Regions from separate parts of the Homo sapiens genome. Here regions 1 and 2 are each linked to region 3. The links are chromatin contacts, found by Hi-C or POLR2A ChIA-PET in ENCODE. All regions are on one chromosome and are shown on one strand. The core of a region is the stretch at or near the end of the contact, and the rest is flanking DNA. Distances in the headings are between cores, read along the strand shown.

Region 1 (4,946 bases), core at 434-2,933, 270 kb before region 3:
TTTTTTTTTTTTTTTTTTTCTTTTTGAGGCAGGTTCTCACACTATCCCCAAGGCTGGAGTGCAGTTGGGATCTCAGCTCACTGCAACCTCCGCCTCCCAGGCTCAAGTGATTTTCGTGCCTCAGCCTCCTGAGTAGCCGGGACTGCAGGCGTGAGCCACCACGCCTGGCTAATTTTTGTATTTTTTAGTAGAGACGGAGTTACACCATGTTGCCCAGGCTGGTCTCGAACTCCTGAGCTCAGGCAGTCTGCCCGCCTCAGGCTCCCTAAGTGCTAGGATTACAGGCGTGAGCAACCGCTCCCGGCCTCCCAAAGCTTTAGATGAAGCTGACACTATGGAAACCTTGGCAGAAGATTAGAAAGAAACAAGTTCCTGATGGCATTGTTTAGCAGGCAAATCGATGTATCCCTGAAATCCAACATCCAATCTGAAGTTAAATGAGCTTTACCGTTCAAGCCACTTAGAGTTGGACTTTTAGTTAACTTGCAACCGAATATAACCGGCACATATGTACTAACCACAGTGATAATAATATCTGCACTACAAACTCACAATCGGGAGAGTAAAAGCTAATCACATATGTGAAACTGCTGTGTCAGCTTTATTATGCAAGTATTTGTTGCTGAGAGCCTCTTGGTTAAGATACTTTCCCTCAAGAGACAGAACTTGAAAAGAATCTTAAAGATGTGGAGGGCTTCGGTTGTTCATATCGGGATTTTAAAAAACGTCTCAACTGTGTATCAGAAAGCTTAAGACATTAAGATTCAAGCTGAACAGAACAGGAAATGCGGCAGATACTGTACATGACAAACTTTCTAGGAGGAAATGATTTACATAAAAGCTGGTGCCCAGCACAGGGTAAGTGCTAAATAACTGTTTTTAAATGTTATTTGGAAAAAAAAAAAAAAAGATTAATCATCCATGGTACAAAATTTAAAAGTTACATAAGTATGGAGTCTCGCGTCTTCCCTGACCCCCACCCCCAGTCATCCAATATATTTTTCCAGAACTAGTCTGATCATAACATATATACATATATAATTTTTTTCCTCACAAATGTCAGCATCCCAGACACTGTTCTGCATCATTTTTTTTTACAAATCACATAATGTATCTTGAAGGTCTTTCCATATCAGTGTCTAGAGAGCAGAGTCTATTTGTTTTTAAGAGCTGCAGACAACTTCAAGTGTGGCCCAACCATAATTTACGTTTCTATGAATTTAACCGGTGTTATCGTTGGACATTTTGACTGTTTCTGGCCGTTTGTGATGTCCAACAATGATGTAATGATTATCCTTGCAGGGACTTCACTTCGCAGGAGCAGAAGCCCATTTGCAGGATAAATTCTGAGTTGCGGAACTAGTGATTTACAGGGCAGAGGTGCAGTCTTTGTCTTAATTTCTGAATTCACGAATGTTGAATGTGATGAATTCGTGGGAAGCCCCGCAGGGAGCCTAAGCAGCTCTCCAGAGGCTGTGGTTGTCACGGATGATGATTGCGGGACCCGCAGACTGAGTCTCCAAGCGCTCCGCCCCGCCGCGCCCCTCTCCGCGGGTCCCACCGCGGACCCGCCCCTGCGCGCCCCGGGCCAGGAGCCCCTAGCTGCAGGACCAGGCACGTGCGATTCCACGTGAGCCTCCCGGCCGGAGCGCAGATGGGAAGTGCGCATGCGCCTACCGCCTGGAAAGTAGGTCAGACTCCTCCTCTCACGTGACCTGCTCCCCTTAGCTACCCTCGGCGCCTCCCCGCCGGGGCGCAGCCGGGATGCGCTCGGCAGCCAACGTGACGGGGCTGGGCGCGGGCGGCTCCGCGAGCGCCCAGCGCCCGCGAGGATTTGCCGGTTCTCCTCACACCCGAGCGCTCCGCTCAGAAGTCGGGCGGGCAAAAGGGAGCGCCTCGGGAAGTATCTGGGAGCCGGGCTGGAAATGAATGGGGCCCGGAAGCGAGCTCAAATCGCTGACACCTGGCACCGGGCTGCGTCCACTTTCATGCTTCCTAAGGCAGTTCTGCCTGCAAGAAGGGAACGCGCATCGCCTTTCAGTAGATCACACCGATCGTTTGCACGTTTGCATTCTCAATTTCTGCACTATATAGGGCAACTCAGACATGAAAACAATCTTTGTAAGAAGAAGTGGAATGCTAATGGTTCCTGGAGTTTTGCAGGAATATTCCACCGGCCCCATTTCTAATCTCCCACTCACTCCCTCCCCAAAGACACTCCTACTAGAAAGCTTATCGGTAGATTTCTCACCTTCCACAAGAGACTTCAGGGGCGCTGCTGCTGCTGCTGCTGCTGCTGCTGCTGCTGGAGGCTGGAGGGGGTTGGGAGCAGGGAACGAAGGCAGGTCTGAATTAGCTGAAGCTAAATTCTATATATCAGAAATAATTTTATTTATTGCCCCATTGCTTTCTGATTTTTAACTTGTTGCACAAATGACAGACTCTGCCTCAGTGAGTTGCAATCCAGTGGAGGGCACTAACAGGCAAAATCATGGGTTACAATGCAGTGGGCTATACATGTTTTAATAGAGGTGTGCCCAGGTGTTATATAAGCACAGTGGTGGGTACCCTGAGTCTTGAAGACTAAGTGGGAGTTAGCTGGCAGAGAAATAAGGCAGAGGGGGTGGAAAGTGTTCCAAACAAAGGGAATAACTAATAGTTACATAATATTTTCCTCTAAGAAGTTTTTACTATAATTGTCTTAGTCATGCATATGGTTAGAATATGTATTGTTTACATTTATATTATTCTAAGACAGTCTTGAATGAACATTGTTGTGCATGAGGCTTCCCCCCTCCACTTTTAATAACCCCTAGGAGTGGGATTGCTATATAAAAGACACAAATATTTTGTAACTTTTGATAAAGTATTGCCAAATTATTTTCAAAAATATGTTGTACTCATTTGTACCAATATTTAGCCTTCAGTCAGTAAATTGCCCGTTATTTCAAATCAATGAAGCCTTATGACATTAACACTTGATTCATTAGAATATGCCAGAAATCATAATACACATGCATTTCTGCTTTATATGACCCATGACAAAAGTCTAATTGAATTCAAGTTTAAAAATGGGAAAATATCGGATCAGTACATTTCATTCTTACAGGGAACACCTAACATGGACAAGGTGGGAGGTGGGGGCAGGAGTGAAAGTGGGACAAACTAAAGCCTCACCAAATGCCTGTCTCTGATTGCTCTTTTCTTACTGTACGTCTAGGGTAAGAGATAAAGCAGCTCACACAAGCCAGAACAAGCAAAGAGGTTTTCACACCCCTCTGCAAATGTCAGAACAGTAGCAGAATCAAAGGGACCTAGGGTTTGACCTCTTCAGAGGTCACTTTAACTTGCAGCAGAAAAGCTGATCAGGTGTTGATGAATTTCTGGAAGCCTGCAAGCTTCCTAACTCAATTTCTGTTGGCATCTGTATCTGCAAGAAGAAAACAATACTGTGACATTAGAACATTTGTGACGAAAGGTAATGTAAGTAATGTGGACAATGAAAGGAGAACGTATCTTGGTTTTGCCTGTATTAAGCTAGATCACTAAGGAAATCTGAAGCATGGAACAGAGTTATAACTTTTCAAACACATGGTTGTAGTTCATACTGCGGTTATTTTCCTAATATCTATCCTTCACCTTGTGTATCAGTCTTATAATTTCAGCTGGTGGGGGGCCTTACCTCCTCTCTCAGTTCAGGGGTTGGGCTTGACCAAATTAACAAATCAGGGTGGTCCCATTGTTTTTTGTTTCGTTTCGTTTGGGTTTTCTGTTTATTTATTTGCCTTTAAAATTTTATTATAATAACATTTAACATGAGATCTACCCTTCTAAAATTTTTTAAGTGTGAAACATTATTGTTGATTATAGGTGCAATGTTGTACGGCAGATCTCTAGAACTTATTCATCTTGCTTGACTGAAACTTTATGCCCACTAATTGGTAACTCCCCATTTTGTCCCCTCCCCAGCCCCTGGAAACCACCTTTCCACTTTTTGAGTCTTTGAATTTGACTATTTTGAGTTCCTCAGATAAGTGGAATCATGCAGTGTTTGTCTTTCTGTGACTGGCTTATTTCACTTAGCATAACGTATGCAAGGTTCATCTATCTCATTTTATATTGCAGAATTGCCTTCTTATTATGGTTGAATAGAATTCCATTGTATGTCTATACCATATTTGCTTTATGCATTCATCTGTTGATAGACATTTAGTTTGTTTCCACCATTCCTCTTTTTATGAGGATTGAAAGAGTTCCTGCAGCAGATGCACTTAGAAGAGTGCCTGACATATATTAAGAGTACATGAAGTATTAGTTGTTGTTACTGTTGTTATTATTAGTGTAACAATGACTGGTTCAATCAGAGGAAAGCCTGGACTTGTTATAGTTACTCGATGCCATCCTTTCTCCTTGGACAGGAATGGAAGAGCAGGTATAACTACTGATGCCCTCTTTCCACCTCGAGAGGATCCAACCCAACCACACACCTGATAAACAGGGAGAAGCAGAGGAAGCTACACCCTGATCAAACTACACTTGAAGCCTGTACTCCCTCTTGACCTTTGAGCTGTTTGAGCTAAATGCATCCCATTTGTTACCTTAATTATTAGAATTGGGTTTTCAGGTGTTTGTCAATGCAGACATCCTGATACCAATGTCTAGGTCTTCATTTTATTTTATTTATTTATTTTTAGACAGGGTGTCACTCTGTCACCCAGGATAGAGTGAAATGGCATGATCTCGGCTCACTGCAGCCTTGACCTCCCAGGCTAAAGCAATCCTCCCACCCCAGCCTCCCAAGTAGCTGGGACTACAGGCATGTACCACCACACACAGCTAAGTTTTTTTGTAGAGATGGAGTTTTGCCATGTTGCCCAAGTGGGTCTTGAACTCCTGGGCTCAAACAGTTCACCCACCTTGGCCTCCCAAAATGCTGGGATTACAGG
Region 2 (4,622 bases), core at 110-2,609, 450 kb before region 3:
TAATCTGACCCCACTCTTTCTTTCATACTCCATAACCAACTTGTTGGGCCTACTTTTTAGAAATCACAGAATTTTGCCACTTTTCACCACTTCCATCAGTGGTCTAAGCCGCCATCAGGTCCCACCTGTGTTGCTATTATAGCTTCCTACCAGATCACGCTACTTTTACCCTGCCTCACTCCCATACTGTCTAATCTGAACAAAGCAGCCAGAAATATTGTTTTAAAACTGCACTTAGAACTCTCCAGGACTTTCCATCTCAGTCAAAGTAAGGCAGAAATGCTGCAAGTAGAAACCTCCAAGTAACTGTTAAAGCCTATGAGGGCCTACATGACCTGCTGTCCTTTCCCCATCCTAACACTCCTTTTAAAGTACCTCAGCTCTTTCCACACTTCTCCCCTCCACCCCTTTACTCATTCTCCAGCTCATCTGGTCTCTTTGCACCATCTTTCCTCTGACCCTTACTGTGTGTGGAGGAGTTTCTTTTAGTATAACTATTACTATCTTACATCTTAAATAATTTACTTATGTTTTGCTCTTTATCTGTGTCCCCCAACTGGAGGGTAAGCTTCATGAAGACAGCTATCTTGGATTTGTTCTCTGATTTATCTTACAACAATAGCTGTTATTAGGTACTCAAACATTTGGTGAATGGATAAAGGGATAAATGGAGGATATACTTTAAGGTTAAACTGACAGCAAGTTGGGAAGTAACCGAAGATCAGATAAAAGGCTGTTGTAATAGTCTAGAACAGCAATGTCCCTTAGAAATATAATGAAAGCCACAATATATTGCTATATTTTCTAAGAGCTACATTTTTAAAAAAGGAAAAAGAAACAGGTAACGTTAATTTTAATATATTTTATTTAGTTGGATTTATCTAAAATATTACTTTAGCATGCAGTAATATTTTTAAAATTCATTATGAGATATTTTTACTTTTTTATACTGTATCTTTGAAATCTAGTGTTTTTAAAATTTAGAGCACATCTCAATTTTTACACTGAATTTTCATTGGAAATACTGGATCTGTGCTTAGATTTAATAAAATTTACAGTTGAAAAAGTAAATTCACATACTCAAATTGTTCCAAACTTATTTTAAAAGTTTCTAATGACTGAATTGAATACCAAAAATCTTTTTCTTTTAATGTTTACATCCACACTAACAAAACTATTTTATTTTCTAAGAAGAATTTGTTTTTAAGCAAGATCTTTTCAAAGCTACATCTGTTAAGTACCGTCACTAATTCTTGTCAGCTCAGTATTATTAGCATAAAATTCAAGCCTGTGAGATGGAGGCTGCAGTGAATTATGATCATGCCGCTGCACTCCAGCCTGGGCAACAGAGGAAGAACCTGTCTCAAAAACAAACAAAAAAACTGGCCAAGCCCAGTGGCTAATGCCTGTAATCTCAAAACTTTGGGAGATCTGCCAAGGCAGGCAGATCGCTTGAGCCCAGCAGTTCCATTCCAGCCTGGGCAGCATGGAGAACCCCCGACTCTACAAAAAATATTAGCATCAAATTCAAGGAGTATTACAAATAACAAAAGCAACTCTAAATTTAGCAGTATGAAGAAAGCATACTTCAAAATTTTTTCAGTTTTCATAGCCAATTTATGTAACACTATCAATAATTAAGATCTGCATATTAGCTTATAGTAGAAAAATAGGTAAAGTCATTATTTTTTATTTATATTATGAAAAAGTTCAATTTCACTATAAACTCTTATACTTATCTAGCTTCATAAACTTTCCTTTTCCTTGTAGTTTGTAGTTTAACTCATTTACATGCACTGATATTAGTGAGAAAATGTAAATCACACTGCCATTTTCTTTTGTCTGGTTACTGAATAATAGATGCACCTTCCTTTTGTTTAAGAAAACCTTTAATTGGAGTTAAAAGTACAGAAAATCTTCGTAAATCTCTTTCATAACTCAGCCAAGAAGTATTGGCAAATAACATAGCATCAGAAAATGTATTGTCCTCCTTTTTTCTTTTAACAGTTTTATAAACTACTGATGACTCAATTTACGTGCGTATACTAAACAGTGTTAGCAACTGTATCTATGATGCTTTTCATAAAATCAGCTTGAGAAAACTAAGCACAAATATTTTCAATATGTATCATACAGTGGAATAAAACAATAAAGCAGCCTCTTTCTTCTTTGAAAATGTCAATACATTCAAATTTGGTTGTTGTTGTTGTTTCTAATTTTACTTTGAGTTCTGGGATACATGTGCAGAACGTGCAGGTTTATTACATAGGTATACATATCCCATGGTGGTTTGCTGCACCTATCAACCCGACATCTAGGTTTTAAGCCTTGCATGCAGTAGGTATTATCTTTATGCTCTCCCTCCCCTTGCTCCACCGCCCGACAGGCCCCAGTGTGTGATGTTCCCCTCCCTGTGTACATGTGTTCTCATTGTTCAACTCTCACTTAAGAGTGAGAATATGCAGTATTTGGTTTTCTGTTCCTGTGTTAGTTTGCTGAGAATGATGGTTTCCAGCTTCATCCATGTATCTGCAAAGGACATGAAGTCTTTTCTTTTTTATGGCTGCATAGAATTCCATGATGTATATATGCCACATTTTCTTCATCCAGTCTATCATTGATGGGCATTTGGGTTGGTTCCAAGTCTTTGCCATTGTGAACAGTGCCACAATAAACGTACTTGTGCATGTGTCTTTATAGTAGAATGATTTATAATCCTTTGGGTATATACCCAGTAAGAGGATTGCTGGGTCAAATGGTATTTCTGGTTCTAGATCCTTGAGGAATCGCCACACTGTCTTCCACAATGGTTGAACTAATTTACACTCCCACCAACAGCGTAAAAGCATTCCTATTTCTCTACATCCTCTCCAGCATCTGTGTTTCCTGACTTTTTCATGATCGCCATTCTAACTGGCATGAGATGGTATCTCATTGTGGTTTTGATTTGCGTTTCTCTGATGACCAGTGATGATGAGCTTTTTTCATATGTTTCTTGGCCGCATAAATGCCTTCTTTTGAGAAGTGTCTGTTCATATCCTTCACCCACTTTTTGATGGGGTTAATACATTTAAATTTTCGATGCAACATAGCTGGAGCACCATTTATCATGATGAAAACTTGTTTTTTATTATCTACCTGAAACTTTTTTGACAGATGTAAAAGGGTTAAAAATATCTACACTGCAAGTTTGATTTTTTTAGGCTGCAAATCAACATTTTATCATAAGTTTGGACACCCTTTGAGGCAGTACATGCCTGAAGGATGAATTTGGTAGTGTCTCTTGCATGATATGGCCCACTGAAAGCTATTTTAATCAATTGATCGTTGATATTCTTAGAAAGTTCTTATAGTCGATGGGCATTTGTTTTATTACTTAATTGAATATCCTCCATTTTTTATGAAATACGTTTCCCAGTATTTTTATCATAACTGAAATTACTATCTCAATCTAAAAATGGTTTTCTTTTTTGTGCAAAAATTCTAGCCATTTTATAGTTACAAATGTTGGACATTTACTTCTGGTGACTAATTTTATTTATTTATTTTTTTAACTGCTAATACGAAACTTCTTATCAAATTCACCATTAATTTGCAAAAATGGCTATTAATATTGCTCACTTTATATATATTTCAAAATTTTCTTCTACAGTAAACACACTTTTTGCAAATTGCAATTGCATTGTTCCAGTAATATTACTAGCTAATTTATCTCCATTTTATTCTGCATCAGTAGTATGTCTTCACTTTACATTTAATTTAAATTTAATTTTGTCCATACTTATTTTATGGACAAATTTTTACTAAATACAAAAAATAAATATAGCCTAATAAAAATAAGTATTTTAATTTAATTACTAATATGATTTACCTAGGTATCATTGTAACTCAGGCTGATTGCATAAAATATTCAGATAAGCCTACTGTGTGTACATATTGGTGTGTAAAAAAGGATTTATAATTAATTAATTTTTTGACACTGGCCACATCAGTTACGTGTTTATGTATACTACTCAACTGACTCATGTGCCTGACACAGACATTACAGTTCAACAATAATATCTTAAATGATGCAGTGATTACAGTGAGTTAGAGTTCTACCAAAACAGTAAAGTCTTGTTTTGTGAAAAAATAGTTTACATTTCTTGAGTTTTTAAACTTAAATACAAAATAATTATAATTAAATTAAAAATTTGGTTCCTCAGTCAACTAGCTATATTTCAGGTGCTCAGTAGCCACATATAAGTAGTGGCTACTGTGATTGGACAATGCTGATCTAGAACTCTACATCCTTTCTACTCAGAGTGGTCAGCAACAGGAGAAATATCAGCAATCAGGAACTTAGAAATGCAGTCTTAGGTCTCATCCCAGATCTATAGAATCAGAATCTACACTTAACAAGTCTTCAGGTGATTTGTTTACACCTTAAAATTTGAGAAGCTCTTGTCCAGAAAATAGGCAATGGAGGATTTAACTGGGTAATCATAATAGTAATATACCAAAAAGGTCTATGCAGAAGACACCATGAGGATAAAGTCCACCAGATTTAACAGTCATAAAATGTGCAGTAATAAGGAGAAACAACAGTCAAGTCTTTGTAGTTTAGTGACTGAGAGGCTGTA
Region 3 (4,826 bases), core at 224-2,723:
TTTTATGAGGCATATGGAAGGAAATATTATCAGTGATCATCATCATAGCTAACCCTGTGTGTCAAGAACTGTCTCAAGTGCTTTTGGTGAATTAACTCATTTAAATAGCCCCAAAAGCTTAGTGGTCCAATCACTATCCCTGAGACACAGAGGTGGCTCAACTTAACCATGGCCACACAGCTAGCAAGTAGAAGAGGCAGGATTTGAACCCAGGCTCCAAGCTTTGTTGTTTTAGTTGTATGCATTCCTTATTCTGTCTTGGAGTTGGGAATAGAACGTGAAGAGCTGGTAGGTACAGAAATAATAATGTTCTGAAGTCTGAACAAGTTCAATGGGGTTGCCTTGACTGGGTGCAGCAGCTCACATCTATAATCCCAGCATTTTGTGAGACTGAGGCAGGAGGATTGCTTGAGGCCAGGAGTTCAATACCAGCCTGGGCAACATAGTGAAACCCCATCTCTACAAAAAAAAGACAGGCGTGGTGTCATGACCTTAGAGTCCTAGCTACATGGGAGGCTGAAGTGGGAAGGTTGCTTGAGCCCAGTTCAAGGCTGCAGTGAGCTATGATCACGCTGCTGCACTTAAGCATGGGCAACAGAGCAAGACTCTGTCTCTTAAAGAAAAGAAAAATAACAACAAAAAACTGGTTGCCTTGGAAAGAAAGAATTTGCAAAGAATAGACTAGACTGGAGTTAGTCTCATTCCTTATCACACACACGCACGTGCACGTGCACACACACACACACACAATATTGCATCCTTTCTCAAAAGTCATTCTCTCCTGTGAGTTGCAAGGACAGCAACATCAGAAATGTACCAGTAACCAACTTCATTATACTACAGCATTGCTGACAGTTTGCATTTGGAGAATTTGACTAAAGACCACTTTGGGCTTCTTACCTTAAACAGTTACTTTTGTCACAAAGAAGGTGACGAGAAAACAGCAAGTAAGACAGAGCTCTCACTTCCTTCATCAAGCGGGATACATGTGCTGAGAGAATTGGAGCCACGATAGGGAGCAGTTTGTCTCTATGGAAAGTCTAGTGGTCTCTCCCCAGTGTCCCTTAGCCAGCCTCATACCATGGTGCTTTTCTTTCCTAGTGGAGCAGGATCCCCCAAAGAAAGGCCAGGCCCCTTTGGCCAGTGGGGCCCAGCGACACTTGGGTGCATCACCACCAACCGGATGGAGGGCTGGGCCTCGAGAGTGGCCTCGGGCGCGTACTCCTTACTGGGATCCTTGCCTCGGCAGTCGTATAGCACGCAGGAGATGAGGAAGACCAGGAGCAAGATGACGTAGCTCGCAACTAGGATGATCAGGTTCAAGGTAACAGGGTCGATCTCCAAGTAGAATTCCATCACTTCTCCCACGGTGGAGAAGTGGGTCTAGAGAAAGGCAATTGGGGTCAGTTTGGGCATTGCAGAGAGCAGATCTTAGAGCATCGGAATAGCTACATTGGCTCTGGAGTAAAAATACATTAATCCCTACTGCTCCAGGAGACCTCGAGGATTAAAGCTGCTCGGTTTAATAACTTAAGCTTGCTGTTAATACCACAGCCACCAAAACACAGAAGCTGTCTGTCATCAGTTCGCCTACACAGAGAGAGAAAGAGAGAGAGAGAGATGGCTCATGAGTTACTGGATCATGGTATATAAGTAGAGCATTCACATAATTCAGCATCCACACAGGCAGTTTGGTGAGCAAAAGTAAGTGTTGTTAATAAGCACTCCATGATGACAGCTAAAAATTGGATTGTCCTGGACAATTGTGCTGTCTTTGTATAAGGGATGTTTAGTGCCATGTATGGAGTGATTTGGAAGATTAGGTCAGTAGGCTTTGGAAGTAAATGTGATTCTTCAACAAGAAGAAGATACTAGTGCCTGATATTTTCACCCTTTCTTCATTTGTTGCCATGTTTCTCATTAGTTAATTCAAAACTACTTTTTGAGTACTTACTTCCTGTGTTTCAGACACTACACTAAGCAAAGGGGATATGGCAGTGATAAGACAGAGAAGCAGGTAGTCTAGCAGGAAAGATAGCCTTTAAACAGATAATTGCACAATTCGCCATTTAAGAACAGTGGAAATCAGTTTATAAGGGACAAATAGAGGGTAAGAGGACAGCGTGTCCCAGTGTGGGTCAAAAAAGCTTCCATGCAGAAGCAACATTTAACCTATGACCTGAAGGATAAGTAGAATTTAGCTAAGTGAGAAGAGACAGGGAAGATTCTTCTAGCCACAAAGAACTGCATATGTGAAGACCCGAAGAGAAAGGAGCCTGGAAAATTGCAAGCACTGAAACAAGGGCAGTGTGACTGGAGCATAAAGAGAATGGGAGCACAAGGTGGGAGAGGTAGACAGGGGCCAGAAGGCACAGGCACTTGTGGGCCATACTCAGGACTTTAGATATGATCCTAGAGCAATGGGATGCCATTGAATGCTTTTGCACAGGGGAGTGACACTACTGAATTTGCATTTTAAAGAGATTCCCAAAGGCTGCCTCAAGGATGCAGAAAAACAAGCAAATTGAGAGGAAGATCAGATACTGATCGGATTACAGTTATTCCTTGATGTACAAATCACTGTCCTGCCTCAGTTGTAGCCTGGTCCCAATAGTCCCGCATAGGCTACTTCATGGGCATGTGCCCTGTGCAGCTGCACAACGTTCCATTCTCAGAAAGAGCTCACACTTGGTTTAATGCTCTGCTGTTGCCATCTTGAAATTCTTAACTTTTCAACTTTGCACTGGGACCCACAAATTACGTATCTGGTCTTGGTCTCATATATGTATTTTTGGCCAGCTAGGGCATCAGTAGCCTTTTCTCCAATAGCTAATAGGACTTTTTGGATACTCCTAGTTAAAAGCTGAAGTTCCCAAAGGTCTGCTGGTTTCTTAGTGTTAAGCTTCAATGGGCTAGTGTCTTCCTGTCAGCCTCCTTTATACTGAGCTTCCATGGGAACCTGAGCATTTGAAGATGTTGTAGTATGGGGTTCTTATGCATCTGGAGACGTTTTTCCAAATAATATCGTCCATGATTCTATGGTCCTGGACTAACTTATGGAATTATAATCCAGAAGATGCATGATTCTGAAACACCATAGATTTAGGGTCAGCCTTATTGGAATCTATTGGGTCTCTTTTGAATACAGATACCTGGATCAACCCTAGATCTACTGAGTTAGAATCTTTGGGACTAGAGTCTGGGGATCTGTATTAATAAAAATCTTCATGGATAATTTTGATCTGCAACCAGGATGGAGAATCATGGCTATAAAAGTAGAAAAAAAGGACGTGAAGAAAATGGGCCAATATGCGGTCACCAGGGCTTTGGTGATCTGTGAAGAGCTATTCCAGGGGGCATTCAACACAGAATTCAACACTGTCCAAGGTTTTAAGTCCGACAGATTCAGAGAATTAATTTTGTGCTTGCAAGGACATAGCTTTTTCTTCCTGAAGGCAGATCTACAGGAAAAGTCCATTTATAATTGGAAAGTTTCTGGTAAGCACAGAATCACACAGCAAGTAGAGTTGTCTGTTGCATCTGTAAGTCACGTGCAATGCACCAGACAGAAGCGAGGCTTTAAAAGGCAGCATTATGTACCAGATGCCTACTTTCTTTTGCCCACTCGGGACTCTAGATTCGTGACTTCTATAGTAAACTGAGTCTGGATAGCCCAGGTGCCTCCATGTAACAATATTTAGGGGAGTTATTTGGTGACTTTAAATAGATGACACAAGGATTGGTTAAAATTGACTCTGAAATGAGAACTACATATAGTTTAGTCCACATTAAATTAAACTGAAATATATGCAACAGATCTGCTCTATTGAGTGGAGTTTTCATATCAGATCTAGGTTTCTCTGTGTAATGGTGATAATCATTAATCATGGTGAGTGATCTGGTCTGGCCTGTCTTCTTAGATTGCCCCCATTCTGCTGATACCCGTGGTGTCCCGGAATGTTTTGTTCAAGGCTATTGTCTTTGGTTCCAGTATCTTATTTCTATTAGCAGAGAGTTTTTTGTTTCTGTTTCCACCAGTGCTCAAAGTTCATTTGAAGTCCAGTCTCATGAAGGCTTCACTTCCTTGCAATGTCTTCGGTGAAATGCTGGGTGCTTGTTTTACTTAATTAACCTGGGTGGCTCCTTTATTCATACTGGGGCTAACCTCACCCATCTTTCCTTCTTTTGCTGTCTTTAAGGAACTTTCCTCTGGTGCCATCTAGTGGCCAAAGCAGGGGCTGCTAAATAAAGAAAAAAACTTGGCAATAGGCAAACTGGGACGGATGACAGGGTGACATAGGTAAAAACAATAACAAGCTGCATTTCAGAAGAACCCCTTGAGGTAGCCTTGACATACTAATTCCTTCGTTTATTACAAATATGAATTGTGCACTTACCATATGCTAGCAAGGTACTAAGCACTTTAGAGCTTGATAATGTGATACTGAAAGCACACTGTATAACAAATGTAGAGCTCAGAGGAAAAAAGGAATTATCAACCCAATTTTTTAAAATGAGAAAATTGAAGCTTAAAGAGGCAGTGGAATTGAATGAGCTTATTCTCATTCCCTTTTTCCCTCTCACCCTCTCATCTCTCTTTTCTACTGCATAAAATATGAATAAAACAGGTACATGCATAACTTATTCTATGGAGCATTCAAGACCCATTGGGCAGGTATTCTATGGGTCTTCAGTTGTTTACATATTTACTTGCAGTGTAGTTCATTTTGATGGCTGGCCTGGAATATTACTTAATAATACCAGATAAATATGTGTCCCATATAAATACATTTTTAGGTAAGTAGAGTTTATTACTTAAAACAAAC

The links. Hi-C counts contacts between places; a loop is a spot of excess contacts on that map. ChIA-PET counts read pairs that join two places held with the same protein, here RNA polymerase II (POLR2A). Pooled maps may share reads with other maps.
Region 1: a map of sigmoid colon shows a loop between it and region 3 (5-fold over the local background). The contact joins the enhancer-like site here to the promoter of SMIM36 in region 3. A Hi-C loop is called at or near these places in 5 of 168 maps with a recorded cell type or tissue (PC-3, heart left ventricle, posterior cingulate gyrus and 2 more), 5 of 37 single-sample maps with no recorded cell type and 17 of 50 pooled maps.
Region 2: a loop to region 3 is called in a map of A673, with 12 times the contacts of the local background. The contact joins the enhancer-like site here to the promoter of SMIM36 in region 3. A Hi-C loop is called at or near these places in 7 of 168 maps with a recorded cell type or tissue (A673, Caco-2, IMR-90 and 4 more), 7 of 37 single-sample maps with no recorded cell type and 12 of 50 pooled maps. POLR2A ChIA-PET finds 5 or more read pairs at or near these places in 1 of 52 experiments (OCI-LY7).

Annotation. Positions count from the first base shown.
Region 1 is chr17:55,236,773-55,241,718 of GRCh38, forward strand. No RefSeq gene overlaps it. Among named protein-coding and RNA genes, the nearest start is that of HLF, 26 kb to the right of the region's middle. RefSeq lists a silencer at 1,431-1,900. Within about 2 kb of position 1,684, at least 27 of the 41 ENCODE cell types and tissues checked have a DNase peak (open chromatin) inside an H3K27ac peak, as active enhancers do; they include heart left ventricle, prostate gland and sigmoid colon, where a contact is called at or near this core.
Region 2 is chr17:55,055,337-55,059,958 of GRCh38, forward strand. The region is part of intron 12 of STXBP4 (syntaxin binding protein 4); the gene reads left to right. Among named protein-coding and RNA genes, the nearest start is that of STXBP4, 89 kb to the left of the region's middle. Within about 2 kb of position 1,360, at least 2 of the 41 ENCODE cell types and tissues checked have a DNase peak (open chromatin) inside an H3K27ac peak, as active enhancers do; they include A673 and PC-3, where a contact is called at or near this core.
Region 3 is chr17:55,509,979-55,514,804 of GRCh38, forward strand. SMIM36 (small integral membrane protein 36) reads right to left here and starts at 1,474. Exons shown (of 5, transcript NM_001395421.2): 1 at 901-1,474. The coding sequence starts at 1,356. The coding sequence ends at 1,075.